Linked DNA regions of Homo sapiens: region 2 is linked to region 1. A link is a contact called in ENCODE Hi-C or POLR2A ChIA-PET data. All regions are on one chromosome and are shown on one strand. Each heading gives the region's core, a stretch centred on a gene start or an enhancer-like site at or near the end of the contact. The rest is flanking DNA. Distances are from core to core; before and after follow the strand shown. Region 1 overlaps CERT1 (ceramide transporter 1). Region 2 overlaps ANKDD1B (ankyrin repeat and death domain containing 1B).

Region 1 (6,888 bases), core at 2,147-4,646:
GGTTTTTCTTGGGTGTGTGGGTGTAGGGGTGTGTGTGTGTGTTTTGTGCTTGTTAAAAATACCCAAAACAGTGCCTGAGATTTCACAATCGCATACTTCTTTATCAATCGTGTTAGCTTTTCTTTCTCAAGCCAGACTGGTTTTTCTTGGGTGTATGGGTATAGGCGCGCGTGTGTGTGTGTGTGTGGTGTGTGTGTGTGTGTTTTGTGCCTGTTAAAAATGTGTGTGTGTGTGTGTGTGTGGTATGTGTGTGTGTGTTTTGTGCCTGTTAGAAATAACCAAAACAGGTGTTTCAACTACAACTTTGTGAAACTCAAACGAACAAGTATAGGCAAGTACGTAAACAAGCAAAACTTCTCTTAAGTCATACTCAAGAATGACATGGTGGATTTAGAACGTTCTCTGTTTTATCATGGTATTACTGAATTAGCTAATAATACAGATTTATTAATGTATTTCTTTAGTCTACTTAATATTTATTAACAGAAGTCAAAGACTAGCTTAAATTATATGAATGTACCTTATATATTTATATAAAAAAGACTTTCTATAGGTTTATCATTAGATAGCCTCACATTTACAAAGAATAACTGATTTACAAATGTTCGTACTAAGAATTTACCCAAAAAGTTATAACAAAAATCAACATTGAAACTTTTATAAGTTGGGGTTTTATAATCCAATGTTATTTCAAAAATCCTTTTATTTAGATCATTAAAAAGGTATTTATTATGAAGCAAAACCTAAATAAAAAATCGAAATGTGTTTTATGAAAAAGGGTATATTTTTGATGTAGTTAACAATGAAAAATATTTATCTTTTTTTTTTTTGAGATGGAGTCTTGCTCTGTTGCCCAGGCTGGAGTGCAGTAGCCCAATCTTGGCTTACCGCAACCTCTGCCTCCCGGATTCAAGCGGTTCTACTGCCTCAGCCTCCTGAGTAGGTGGGATTACAGGTGCTCACCACTAAGCACGGCTAATTTTTGTATTTTTAGTAGAAAAGGGATTTCACCATGCTGGCCAGGCTGGTATTGCTCCTGACCTCAGCTGATCCACCTGCCTCGGCCTCCCAAAGTGCTGGGAATACAGGCGTGAGCCACCATGCCCAGCCGAGTAATATTTATCATAGCAAATACCCTTAGTACAACTAAAGTGTTAAAAATAAAAATTATTTCAAAAATTTACATATGAACTGCTTTAATCTTTATCATCCAAATAATGTTCAATGTTTCAGTAACTAATGTCACATGTCAACTTTTTTTTTAAGGTATTGTCAACAATCTCTTACCTAGTCCTCCATGGACAGGTAAACATTAGGGATCTTACCTTGTGCTGTTCAATGGCATCTATCCATTGCTGTCTATGATCTGGATCCTGAGCACGAAGATACCAAACACTATCATTTACACTAATATCAAATCGACATTCATCAAAATCGTGAGGCTGTGGAGAAAAAGTAGAAAATGAAAAGCAAAGCTAATTATATCCTTAGAAGTGTTACACCCCAAAGCCAAAACATGAACATACTCATTCTGTGCTGGTGGGAGACTTGTTACTTTTTATTTTTCTGCTCAAATAACTTGTCTGAAGATAAGAATGTACAAAGGCACAGTTACCAAAAGCCAAATTTCACTCACTACTCTTACAAATGAGTTGTCACATATGCTACAAACATCTATTTCTAAAACAGAGCTGATATTTTTCATCAAATGCTTTGAGTTAACTAGTGAGAACACCACCAAAAGGATAACTTTTATTTTTATTTATTTTTGAGGTGAGGGTCTTGCTCTATTGCCCAGGTTGGAGTGCAATGGCATGAACACAGCCTCACTCCAGCCTTGAACTCCTGGGTTCAGGTGATCCTCATGCCTCCCAACTGGGACTACTGGCACATACCACCATGCCCTGCTAATTTTTAAAATTTTTTAAAAATGTAGGCTTGCTGGCTGGGCACGGTGGCTCATGCATGTAATCCCAGCACTTTGGAAGGCCAAGGCAGGTGGGTCACGAGGTCAGGAGTTCAAGACCAGCCTGGCCAAGATGGTGAAATCCTGTCTCTACTAAAAATACAAAAATCAGCTGGGCGTGGTGGTGGGCACCTGTAATCCCAGCTACTTGGGAGGCTGAGGCAGAGAATTGCTTAAACCCGGGAGGCCGAGGTTTCAGTGAGCCGAGATTGCGCCACTGCTCTCCAGCCTGGGTGACAGAGTGAGTCCTCCGTCTCAAAAAAAAAAAAAAAAAAAAAAAAAAAGATGGAGCCTTGCTATGTTGCCCAGGCTGGTCTCGAACTCCTGGCCTTAAACAATCCTCCCACCTTGGCCTCTCATGTTGCTGGGGTTACAGGCACAAGCTATTGTGCCGAGCTAAAAGCATATATATTTTTTAAGGCCAAAATAAGTTTTAGAGTAGACATTTACTACTTTTTTCTTACTCCATTATTCAAAAGTAAATGCCCATTAATAATTTTATTTCATTAAATATTCTTGATATCTCATTTATCAAATCTTATGAAATTTAACAAAGCAAGATAAAAATGTTAACATTTCCCTTTAAGTATCTAAAATTAACTTCTAGGCTTTTACATGTCTTTGATAGTAACAACCAGGAGCACTTCCAGCTAAAGGAAAAAAATAAAATGAATATTACATAAGATCTACATGAGCTATCTAGAGAAAACTCCGCATTAAGGTGTAAACATTTAGTGAAAATGTCAACTTTTTGATTCAGTGCTCTTGACTCAAGAATATAAAAAATGAATGTTTTACATCCTTGTTTTTAATCTCAATAAATGAATTAAAATATGACAGGAATACATCACATTTACCACCTCTTTTTCCACCAGATACAGTAGAGAGAGTCAATCAATATCCTCTCCTAAAAAGATTCTTAACCTTGGAGGGAAAAGAATCCGCTCTGGGCAACACGACAGTGAACTTATTTGCTTAACACAATTTACATCCTGTACTCCTCCCAGGGTTTATTGTTTATTCTCTCCCTCCCTTAACAACATCCACCTTTTATCTCATCAGTTTATTTAGCAAACACAATATAAACTAACTCTACCATTTTCTTTAGGCTATGAAACAACTTAAGATAAGAAATCATGGTTCTGACTGATTAAAGGATTCAAGTTAAATTTCCTGAATCAGTATGTGCTGGACAATAATAAACCTACAAATGAGAAGTAGAGTGTGCTAGAAAGAAGCAAAAGGGAAAAACAATGCATATCCTGCTTCAGTAATTATAAATACAGAAAGACATAAGCGATAACGTCCAACATTCATAAATAATGATCATAAATTTAACTGAATTATAAATATCCAGGCATGTTAAGAATCAAGTCTAATTACTGAGAATAGCTTCTTGGAGGAAATGAAACATATGCTATGTAAAGCAGGAGTCCCCAGACTCTAGGTCACAAACCCGTGCCAGTCCATGGGCTGTTAGTAACTGGGCCGCACAGCAGGCAGTAAGCAGCAGGCAAGCAAGCATTACCACCTGAGCTCTGCCTCCTGTCAGATCAGCAGCGGCATTAGATCCTCATAGGAGCACAAACCCTACAACGAACTGTGTATACAAAGGATCTAGGTTGTTCGCTCCTTATGAGAATCTAATGGTTGATGATCTGAGGTGGAAGAGTTTCATCCCAAAGCCATCCCCCGTCACCCACTACATGGAAAAATTGTCTTTCATGAAACTGGTCCCTGGTGCCAAAAAGATTGGGAAATGCTAATCTAAAGAACCAAATAAAGTAAAGCAGATGATCAGTCTATTGCTGTAAGTAGCCCAGGAGTTTTAAACTTTTACTCCATGATAATTCCCATTATATTTCCAGCCAGTATTTCTTAAAATGTTTTACATTTTGTAATGTGTTAAATATACTTATTAAAGTTTTAGAAAAATAAAAGAACATATAGCTCATAATTCACCATTTTCTCTGGCAAACACCTTCTTATGCAGACAAGGGAGCCATTTCTACCATCTATGATCTGGAGCATAGGTGGCACAGAAGAGAAAAGCATGAATTGTAAGTGGTATAGAAAGTCTGTGAATAACACAAAAGTTTTACATCTCAACAAAGTGAAAAAAAAAAAAAAAACGAGAGAAGATGAGTCTACAGGGCAAAGGAAATGACAGATTTGGTTAAGAGGATGTATTATGCAATAAAGCTCACATCACTATATTACACACACATATGTGCCCCAAACTTCTAACAGATTGTTTCATTCAGTAACAATCAATCCTGTCTTTATTAAAAATTTTGATATTTTGCTCATTATACAGTAATTTAGTCCTTTTAAAAAATATTGCAATAAAATATTTATCTTGATTATTGAGTTTTTTCTTGCTTCCTTAAATTTTGTGATTGAGGTAAGTTCCTCACTGGTCTCATTTTCCTTGTTTTGGTGCTGAGAAGTAATTATTAGAAAGAAACAAATGTAGGATAGAGGCCAAAATTAGATGGAAAACATTGAGAGGTGATAAATATAAGATATGATCTAAGGCAGCAGTCCACAAACTTTTTGGGACCAGGGATCGGTTTCATGGAAGACAGTTTTTCCAAAGACAGGTTGCGGGGAATGGTTCTGGGATGAAACTGTTCCACCTTGATCATCAGGCATTAGATTCTCATAAGGAGCGTGCAACCTAGATCCCTCGCATAAATAGTTCACGATAGGGTTTGCACTCCTATGAGAATCTAATGCTGCTGCTGATCTGACAGGAGGCAGAGCTCAGGAGGTAATGTCGGCTTGCCTGACACTCACCTCCTGGTGTGCGGCCTGGTTCCTAACAGGCCATGGACTGGTACTGGTCTGTGGCCCAGGGTTTGAGGACCCCCGATCTAAAGGAAAAAAAGACTAAAAAGTTTAAAGAAGAATTAAGGTGACAAGTGATGAAAAGAGGGCTGACAGAGTTAAAAAAACAAAAAACAGAGTTAAAAACGTGGGAAACAACAACAAAAAGCCAGGTTTAAAAAGTCATGGATGGCCCACGCCTGTAATCCCAGCACTTTGGGAGGCGAGGTGGGTGGATCACGGGGTCAGGAGATCGAGACCATCTTGTCCAACATGGTGAAACCCCATCTCTACTAAAAATACAAAAATTAGCTGGGTGTGGTGGCGCGCGCCTGTAGTCCCAGCTACTCAGGAGGCTGAGGCAGGAGAATCACTTGAACCCGGGAGGTAGAAGTTGCAGTGAACCAAGATGGCGCTACTGTACTCCAGCCCGGCGACAGAGCAAGACTCCGTCTCAAAAAAAAAAAAAAAAAAAAAAGTCATGGACATGTTAAACAGATTTGAGAAAAGCACAAAATGAAAGAAATATAATAATGTAGAGTATCAAAGGAGATAAAGCAAATACTTTAGCTGGTGTTTTCAAACATGAAAATATAACATACATAACAGAAAGACACACTATGCCCAGGAAAAACAGACACAGAAAGATTAACACGAATATATATTCTGTAAAGTTAATTAATTTCAAGAATAAAGGAAATGCTATAGGACACTGTTTCTCAAGGTTTTTGCATTACCAAACCCTCTACCCCACAATTAAATACTAAGGATAAGATTTTTGTCCATTAGAATTTTTTGGGGCCATAAACCATTGTTTTATCTATGATTTCAACCCTCCCGAAGAACCAAGTATCACCACCACTAAGAATGCATGCTACAGGAAAAAGACATCTATAAAAAAGTGGGTTCCATATTTTCTCATGTCAACACTCACTGTTAAGGACAAAAAAATTTCAAAAGGTGAATAAATCCATGGCACTTATACCTACTCCCTACCAAAATAACCTTATAGGAACAAAAGAGACATAAATGTCCAAAAGAAAAAGAAAAAACTTATCACCAAAATTCACAGTTGGAATGTGGTAAATGACTTAACAGGTGTTACCAAAACACCAGGGGTTTGGTCTAGGTCCTGCTGCTCACAGCACAGCAAGCCAATCACTGAGACAATGATTATTGCCAGGGAAGAAGGCTTTATAGGGTGCTAAAGTTGAGACGGGAGGTCAGTCTCAAATCTATCTCCCCGATTAACTAAAATCAGGGGTCTATAGAGGAGGGAAGAAATATAACCATGTGTGGAAACATAAGACTTAGGGAGGGGTAAGGAAAAGGAGTTGCTCAACAGGAAGCAGGTGGTTGGTTAGGCACTTATGCCAGGTAAGAGTTCTGGCATCTCATTGTCCAGATGCAGTGATCTGGTAAGTTTTCAGTTCTTTGATACTACCTGGGAGGCCTGATGGTTGGCTTCCTGAGAAAGGAATTCAGATAAGACAAATGTAACTTTCTCAAGTTTCAAGACTGGGAGGGTCAAGTGCTAGGTTTATGCAAAAGAAACCATAAACATCAGTTCTATGGGAAAACTGGACCAGTTTCACAGGCTTGAGAAAACTGAAAATTAAAAATCTACCAGGGAAAAGAAGACAAAAGAATCAAGCCAATTTGCACACAACATTGGAGAAGTAAAGGAACTGGAGGCAGCAGGTAGCACTAGAGGTTAAGGCATGGATGGAGCTGAGACCAGAATTGACTGAGTCATTAAAAGGTGCAACTAGACCCCTGAAACCCCACATGCCCATCCCAAGCATTGGTGACTACTCACCTACCGCATAGTAACATTAGAGGCCCTACTCTCCACCCTCTGGACAGACTAAATCAGACATTCTTACAGAGAATAGGGTACAGGGTGCTATGGGGGATGCGGGTGAAGGCAAGCAGATAAAGAAAAGTCTTCATATTTAAGGCCTCTTTCCCCTTCTTGGCACCCAGAAGGCTAGGGCCCAAACTTGCATTGTTGCCCAGGGTGGTCTGGTAAAGACTTGAGCAGTGTTTTTTGTTTGTTTTTTGGACACAGCGTCTCACTTTGTGACCTAGGC
Region 2 (6,802 bases), core at 3,326-5,825, 210 kb after region 1:
TAATTCCTGATAGCTCTTTAAAAATTATTTTGGGTAGATAAGAATAAATTACTTTCCCACCAAATGAATATGCCCTCTTTCCTAATGAATCTTTAAGACATAAGAGTTAGGTATACTTTGAAAACCATATATAAAACATGAATATAGCTAAAGGAGACCCCCAGAAATGGTAAGAGTTGTTAACTCCGGTGACAATTGGGGTCCTGGGGTCTGGAGTGGGAGAAATACTTGTTTTTTAAGATACATCTTTAAATATTTTTTTAACCAAATGCATTTATTATTTTAAATTCTCTTTGTTCATTGAACAAGTTTATATCCTCGCCTAATATAAAATGGTTCCTAGTAAAAGGATTAAAGATATGATTTAAATTTCCTCTCTCATATCCATTTATCCATTAACCTAACCACCCAATCATCCATTATTAAATTCAGTGGTTCAGAGGCAAATGGGAGCTTCCTAAAACCTGGCTTATGTTATTTTAATTTCCACCAGTTCTGGCTCATGTTATTCCTGCAAATAGTTCAGTGTTTTGGCAGGCAAGCTATTTAATGCTTCACTGGCTGCTGAAAAAGACCTAGGCTTTCCAAATCTCCTGCCCTTTTCAATGGAAGCCTAAGGGACCACCCAATCCAATCCTGAAAGGCACAAACCATGTAAGTTTCTTGAAGAGCTAAAAATGTTATCGCACAAAGATAGATGCAGAAGCATTTTGTGTTCTTCCCTTTCCCTTGTGACATTTAGGCTCTTGATCTTGTTGGATTCATCATTGTTTCAGGAGATGGAATGAGGAGAGAAGGACAAAGTGAAGTGGCCCACAGCTCCCAAGTTTGCTGGAGCTCCCCATCCTCAATCTTACTTCTTTTAGAATTCCTGGGAGCTAGGCACTGTGGAAGTAAAGCTGAGGCTGGGTTGGAGAAGACCCTGCTTTTTACAGTCTCTAAAACAATTATGGGTAATTCACACCTCCCATTCCTATTTCAACTTCTGTACACAAAGTTCAGATACTAGAGGAAGGTTTTGCCCTTCTTGGCCAAGCTTCCCGGGAGGAGCTTATTGCATTTCCCTTGTCGAGCTTCCTGGAGGAGGTTTCTGATGCTGTGAAGGATCCATGGTGGGGGCCCATCAAGTTCTTCTCATCAGTTTTTAAACCCAGGGTCCTAGACAGTTTTGGTTCATTTCCTGCCCCAGCCTGGATTCCCATCTTGTTGTCAAGAATATTTTCATTAAGATACACCTCTATTTAAGTGAAAGACAAAAATAGAAGTCACTATACATGAGAAAGGAAGTCCCAGACTTCTTGGTGGGCCACTTGTCCTGCATGTCCTTAACTGATCTGCAAACTTCTGCAGGAGGATTACCTGGAGGCCTAGTGGCATAAGCACAGCATGCAGTTCTAGGAAGCAGTGATGCCTGCTTTCACTCAGTGATTTTCTCCGGTGTTTGTGGTTTGATTCTGCAGGACTCTGGTGGATTCTGCAGAAGGGACAAAAGGAACCTTTCAACAGTCAGAAAACAAGATGCCAATCTAGGCATAGTGCTGTTGGTCTGAGCCTGGCTATAGTGACTTTAAATGATGTCCACTCCTGTCCTCTCCACTCCCTTAGTCACCTCTTCCCCAAGCCCCAGCCTGAGCTAGGCTCCTAGTTTACTCTCCTTATGCTCACCAGAGAGCAGGATGAATGAGGGACCAGCTGTGGGGTCTTATTAAGGATACAGCCAATCTGGGCTCACCGAAGCTTCAATATGAGAACATCAAATACCCAAAAGAAGAAATGGGGGTATGGGTTCAAACAAAGGCCATTAAAGATGGTTTTGTTGTTGTGACACATCCTTTGCCAAGACAGCCTCTCTGTTCTCATTCTCTGTTCTAAGCAGCATGGGACACAATAGGCAAAATCCCTCACATTTCCTGTGTCAGACAGACGGTACCCAAGCTTTTAATTTCAAGCATTTATTTCCATTTTGGATGGCAAAAAAAAAAAATATATATATGATCCAGTGACAGGAGGCATTGAAAACATAGTCTCGGTTACCACCTTACTAGTTATGTTTGAAAAACATATATACTCTGAAATAAGGTAATAAGTAGAACATGTCTGAAATCTTCTGATACAATTATTTTCACTTTAGGAGCATCATGAGAGCATCAGGGACCCGTCAACAGGCTTTACTCTGACATTCAAGCAAGATCACAGTCTGGAGACCAGACACATTCGCACGCTTCTCTGGGACCTGGCTTACCATCAGCTGAAGGCCAATGAGTGGCAGAGGCTGGCCCGTTCGTGGAACTTTACAGATGACCAGATTAGAGCCATTGAGGAGCAGTGGTCGGGTGAGTACAGACTAGATGATGTGGGCAGGAGGAATTCACTGTTAGGAACAGCAGTGCCTCCTGGTGTGAGGTCTTCCAAGGAAGTGTGTGGCACTCACAATAAGCTGCAGTCTTCAAGGGGCCCAGGAATAGGGGCAGTTAGCTTAGGTCCACACCAGTGATTTGGGCATTAAGATTTGCAGAAAGTGAACACTCATGGTCTGCAGTAAACCGAAGTTTGTAAAGGATGATTATGTGTATTGACCCATATCAGACATGTGCATTTAGCCTAGAGAGACAGTAAGATTCCCAACTGGACGGTCACTAAGGAAGCAAGCAAGGATTTAACAGTTGGTGTGTCAGTGGGAAGCCAATCTGATTTCTATGTTCCTTGAGACTGTCCTGGGGTGAATGGGTTCATTCTGTAATCAATAGGCTCGCTGTTTAAGTCTGCGCTCCAGAAAGAGGAATTCCTTAAAGCAGGTGGGTGTAGGAGAAAGGGTTGTTGTAGGACACTGCCTTAGGGGAGACTTGGCTGTGCCATGAGCGACACGGCAAATACAGACTCAGAGGGCTTTCTTGGCTAGATGATTCCAAGCAATGGAATCATTTCAGCTGGACTCAAACTGTCATAATTAGTGAAGTCAGGTCAGCTAGATTCCTTAATTTTGTTTTTTGTGGTTAGACGAAAACCTAGGAAACATAGAAAGTTTACTTGGCATTAATCAACTAATTAGCTTTGAAAACAATGAAGCAAACATGTTTCTTGGCAAAGTTTTCTATTCAGAGCACTGCCCTCTCATGGACATCCTAAGACGAGAAGGTGTCCTTGCTCAGGGGTCTATTTGTATTAGGGATTGCTGGGAACTGGGGATGGCAGAAGCACAGTCCATGAGCACACACTATTTATACCACATACAAGTAAATTATGAGACTTTGTATTGCACATTCTTAGGATACATTTTCATGTGAAAAATAGAAGATAATGTATTGAAAACATTGAATACTAACTAGTTTCTAACTAGAAAAATTTTTTTATTGTTAAGATTTCTTTTTTGTCATTAATTAGGCTTATAGTGTTCTGTGAAGTCTTTAGGAAAATTGAGTTGCCTCCTGGAACTCTAACTTGACCTAAAGAGATGACTTGAAAATATAGTGTATCTTCAGAGTACTTGCCAGCAGGATAAGGGGGATTTTAAAGTGTTTCGATGGAACCTTTATGGAGGGCCTGGAGTGTTTATTTCTGCTGGATGAGGGATAGATACATCAGCTCTCTAAGCCATGCATGTTTGATGGAGTTTATAATCTAGTTGGCACAATAACAATGACACTTGCAATTCAATTATATTGTGATCCAGGGTAAGGTTACTGGCACTGGGGAGTTTGTGGGCTTTTGATCAAAGGAGTGACAGACTCATGATGGTATTTAAGAAAAATTAGTTTGTCAAGAGCAAGATTAGGAAAGGAACAGAGGACTTGTCCAGGAGTACATTCTGTAAGTATGCAGTTCCCTCTCCCTGAAATGCCCGCTTCTCCATATCAGTCTGTCCAGTGAACTTCTCCCTCACCCCTGCAGAGCTCAGGCCCTTCCCTTGCACAGCATGTCTGCTCCTGCACACTCTCTCTCAGAGCAAGGAGCCTGTAGTGAAGTCCTGTTGGGAACCACAGAGGCTTTGTGGCTCCCTATCCCGGTACTTCCCCCAACACCTCTCTAGGCTGAGATATGCAGTGAGTATTTATCAAATGAATAATCCTGGCCCAGGGATGCAAACTTCCCTCAGAGTAGCTTCCTTGAGACTGGAGTGGCAGAATGAATGGTGCATGCTTGCTGCTCAGAGTGGGGAATATGGAGCAGCAGTGGCAGCAGCACCCGGGAGTTTGTTAGATGCATGGATTCTTACCCCAGACCTACTGAATCCAAACTTGCATTTTAGTAAGATACCCAGGTGAAATAAGCACTGTGAGTTTGAAGAGCACTGGTCTATGAGAAGTTGCATATTTCATTAAAATTGTTCCCCCTGGGCAGGCACCACAGCTGTCCTCTCTCTTGTACACTCCTTTGGGTGTGTGCCAAGCATAGCAGGTGCATAGCACAGGCTGGAGGGAAAGCAAATGCTGGTCATCATAAAGCAGCACAGCGAGGGCAACTGGAAGGGCTTTTTTCGAAGAGGAACAGGCAAGCAAACAGTCATTCAGAAAGTTTAGTTGGAACTGAGATCACAATGGAAAGAGATAGCAGCTCGTGGTGTTTTACCTCGGACCTCTTGTGCTTGGCACAGGAAATGAAAGCTTCCGTGAACATGGCCACAGGGCTCTGCTTATCTGGCTACACGGGACCCTGATGACTCAGGGTGACCCGGCCAAGCAACTGTATGAAGAGCTGGTACACGCAGGTTTCCCAAAACTAGCTGGTAAGTGACAGTTTCAACAACAGAAATTCTTTCTCCCTTAAAATTTCAGGAAGCAGTCTACAGAAATATCATCCTGACCAGCTACAGCCCCAGCGTGGTGTTAGCTGTGGCTCACACGGAGTATGGAACTATGGAAGGGGCTTGTAAGCTGTCAGCAGCTTCTCCTTTGGGGAATGACCCAGTCAATACTGGTTACTCATTAGCCTGGCAGTTCTGTGTCATCCCCCTACTCAGCATTTGAAAAAGTGTGGGAGTGTTTTTGTTTATGTGTATGTGTGGTGGGGGCAGGTGGGGTGGGGCAGAAGTGCTAAACTATCCCATACAGTTATAGGATTGTTCTCCACGACTAAGAGTTGTCTTGCTCAAAATGCCATTTTACCCCTGTTGATAAACTGCAGGTTAGTGTATTTGAAAATGTTATCTCTAGGTAGAACAAAAAGAGCAGACAGGCTATTACTTTGCCACCTGAGGTTATTGCTAAAAATCAGTCTGCCAAAATCACTGACCATATTGTCAGGAAAGATCCTTTAAAAACTTATCAATAAATTAGGCGGTGTTGTAGCTCTCATGTAATAACAAGCATTCAAGCAAAATACAGGAACATCTGCCATTATTTTCACTGAAGCAGTTTTACCTGGAGCAAGAAGATAAATGAGTGAACACCGACTGATCCAATAGTTTCCAGCAGTAGTAGGTACAAGGAACAATGTGTGGATACTTACCTTCCATCACATGATCTCATAATATTGGAGTTTTTCCCTCAACTTTTACCCTGTTCCCATTGGCCCCGAGAATACTCACCAGTGGTGCTTGCAGCATTTACCCTGAAAAAACTTTGCCATGAATTATCTTGTTTTTATTATTATTTTTGGATCACTCTAGTATATTGACTTTGGAAACAAAAGATATCATTCTACTTATAGCATTCTGGTTTTACTAGTGGTATTTCCATTTACAAAATATGGAAATTCTTGATCATTGAAAATGTCAAGTCCTAGAAAATGTAGCATTCCTATATGTGATGTTAACATCGTTCTCAAACAATTGTTGGCCAAAGATTCATTCCATGAATCCAATTTTTCAGAAATTGATGATTCGGATGATTCAGACTATTCTGATGTTAGTTCTGTTTAGAAATAACTCCAAGAAGTTTGTATATTTGTTTTTCACAATGAAAATCAGATTTGCTTCAGCCTCAAAGAGCGTATTTATGTAAAATTGAAGAAGTGCTGGCAGTGAGCTGCACTTTTTTTTCTAAATGGGAAAAGGGTTAAATGTATTCTTCCTATGAAAGAGGTTCCATAAGAACTCTTAGAGAAGATGAAGATGCAGTCCACTGAACTGGCTAAGGGTATGTGTTCTGACGCAAGGCTGTGTGAGCTCACTCTTGAACTCCAAAGCTGACTGACTGGTTGTAAACCTCGAGCAAGTTCTATGACCTTCCTGTGACAACCTTCTCATTTATTAACTAGGAAAGAAAATAAAAATGTTTACTTCAAAGGGCTGTTGTGGGATTTAATGAATAATAGTGCCTGGTAGACAATCAGTGCTTTAAAAATTTTAGGTATTCATAAATGTTATCTTATTTTTTCCAGAAAAGACTCGTCATTTCAAAAGCAAAACTGACTCAAACTCCAAGAAATGTGTAGTTTCATAAATGCCTAAAGAAATTGTATTTACATGATTTTCCACTCAGCATTCAGTTCTTTTAATGCCATAAATTTCTTCTAGCAGTAGCACTGATTTTCAACTATGATGATGGTGGTGACAGGGAACTCTAACAGATGAAAGAAGAGTAATACCATGATACTTTTCAACCACTAAAAAGTCAAATATAGTTTTTTTTGCTGAGGGCAAGTTGTATGTGATTTTCCCATTTCTATCAATCATTTGATGTAATCCATGTAATAAGATAATCTAGGACGGTTTTGTATGTCATGTTTTTTTAAAAAACTCATGGGAGCAGCATCATGGTACAGTAAAAAAACAAGGGTTTTTATAATAGACAAATATGGTTTTGAACTTGGTTTTGCCACTTATTAGATGTGAACCTTTGGGCATGTTAATGTTGTTTACGTT

Evidence for each region. Hi-C counts contacts between places; a loop is a spot of excess contacts on that map. ChIA-PET counts read pairs that join two places held with the same protein, here RNA polymerase II (POLR2A). Pooled maps may share reads with other maps.
Region 2: a loop to region 1 is called in a pooled map, with 2.5 times the contacts of the local background. The contact joins two enhancer-like sites. A Hi-C loop is called at or near these places in 2 of 50 pooled maps. POLR2A ChIA-PET finds 5 or more read pairs at or near these places in 3 of 52 experiments (A549, CD4-positive, alpha-beta T cell and WTC11).

What each region holds. Positions count from the first base shown.
Region 1 is chr5:75,457,740-75,464,627 of GRCh38, forward strand. CERT1 (ceramide transporter 1) reads right to left here. Exons shown (of 17, transcript NM_001379029.1): 3 at 1,326-1,442. Among named protein-coding and RNA genes, the nearest start is that of CERT1, 50 kb to the right of the region's middle. Within about 2 kb of position 3,397, at least 2 of the 41 ENCODE cell types and tissues checked have a DNase peak (open chromatin) inside an H3K27ac peak, as active enhancers do.
Region 2 is chr5:75,664,661-75,671,462 of GRCh38, forward strand. ANKDD1B (ankyrin repeat and death domain containing 1B) reads left to right here. Exons shown (of 14, transcript NM_001276713.2): 12 at 2,132-2,333; 13 at 4,592-4,723; 14 at 6,319-6,802. The coding sequence ends at 6,380. Among named protein-coding and RNA genes, the nearest start is that of POC5, 49 kb to the right of the region's middle. RefSeq lists an enhancer at 2,319-2,820. Within about 2 kb of position 4,576, at least 16 of the 41 ENCODE cell types and tissues checked have a DNase peak (open chromatin) inside an H3K27ac peak, as active enhancers do.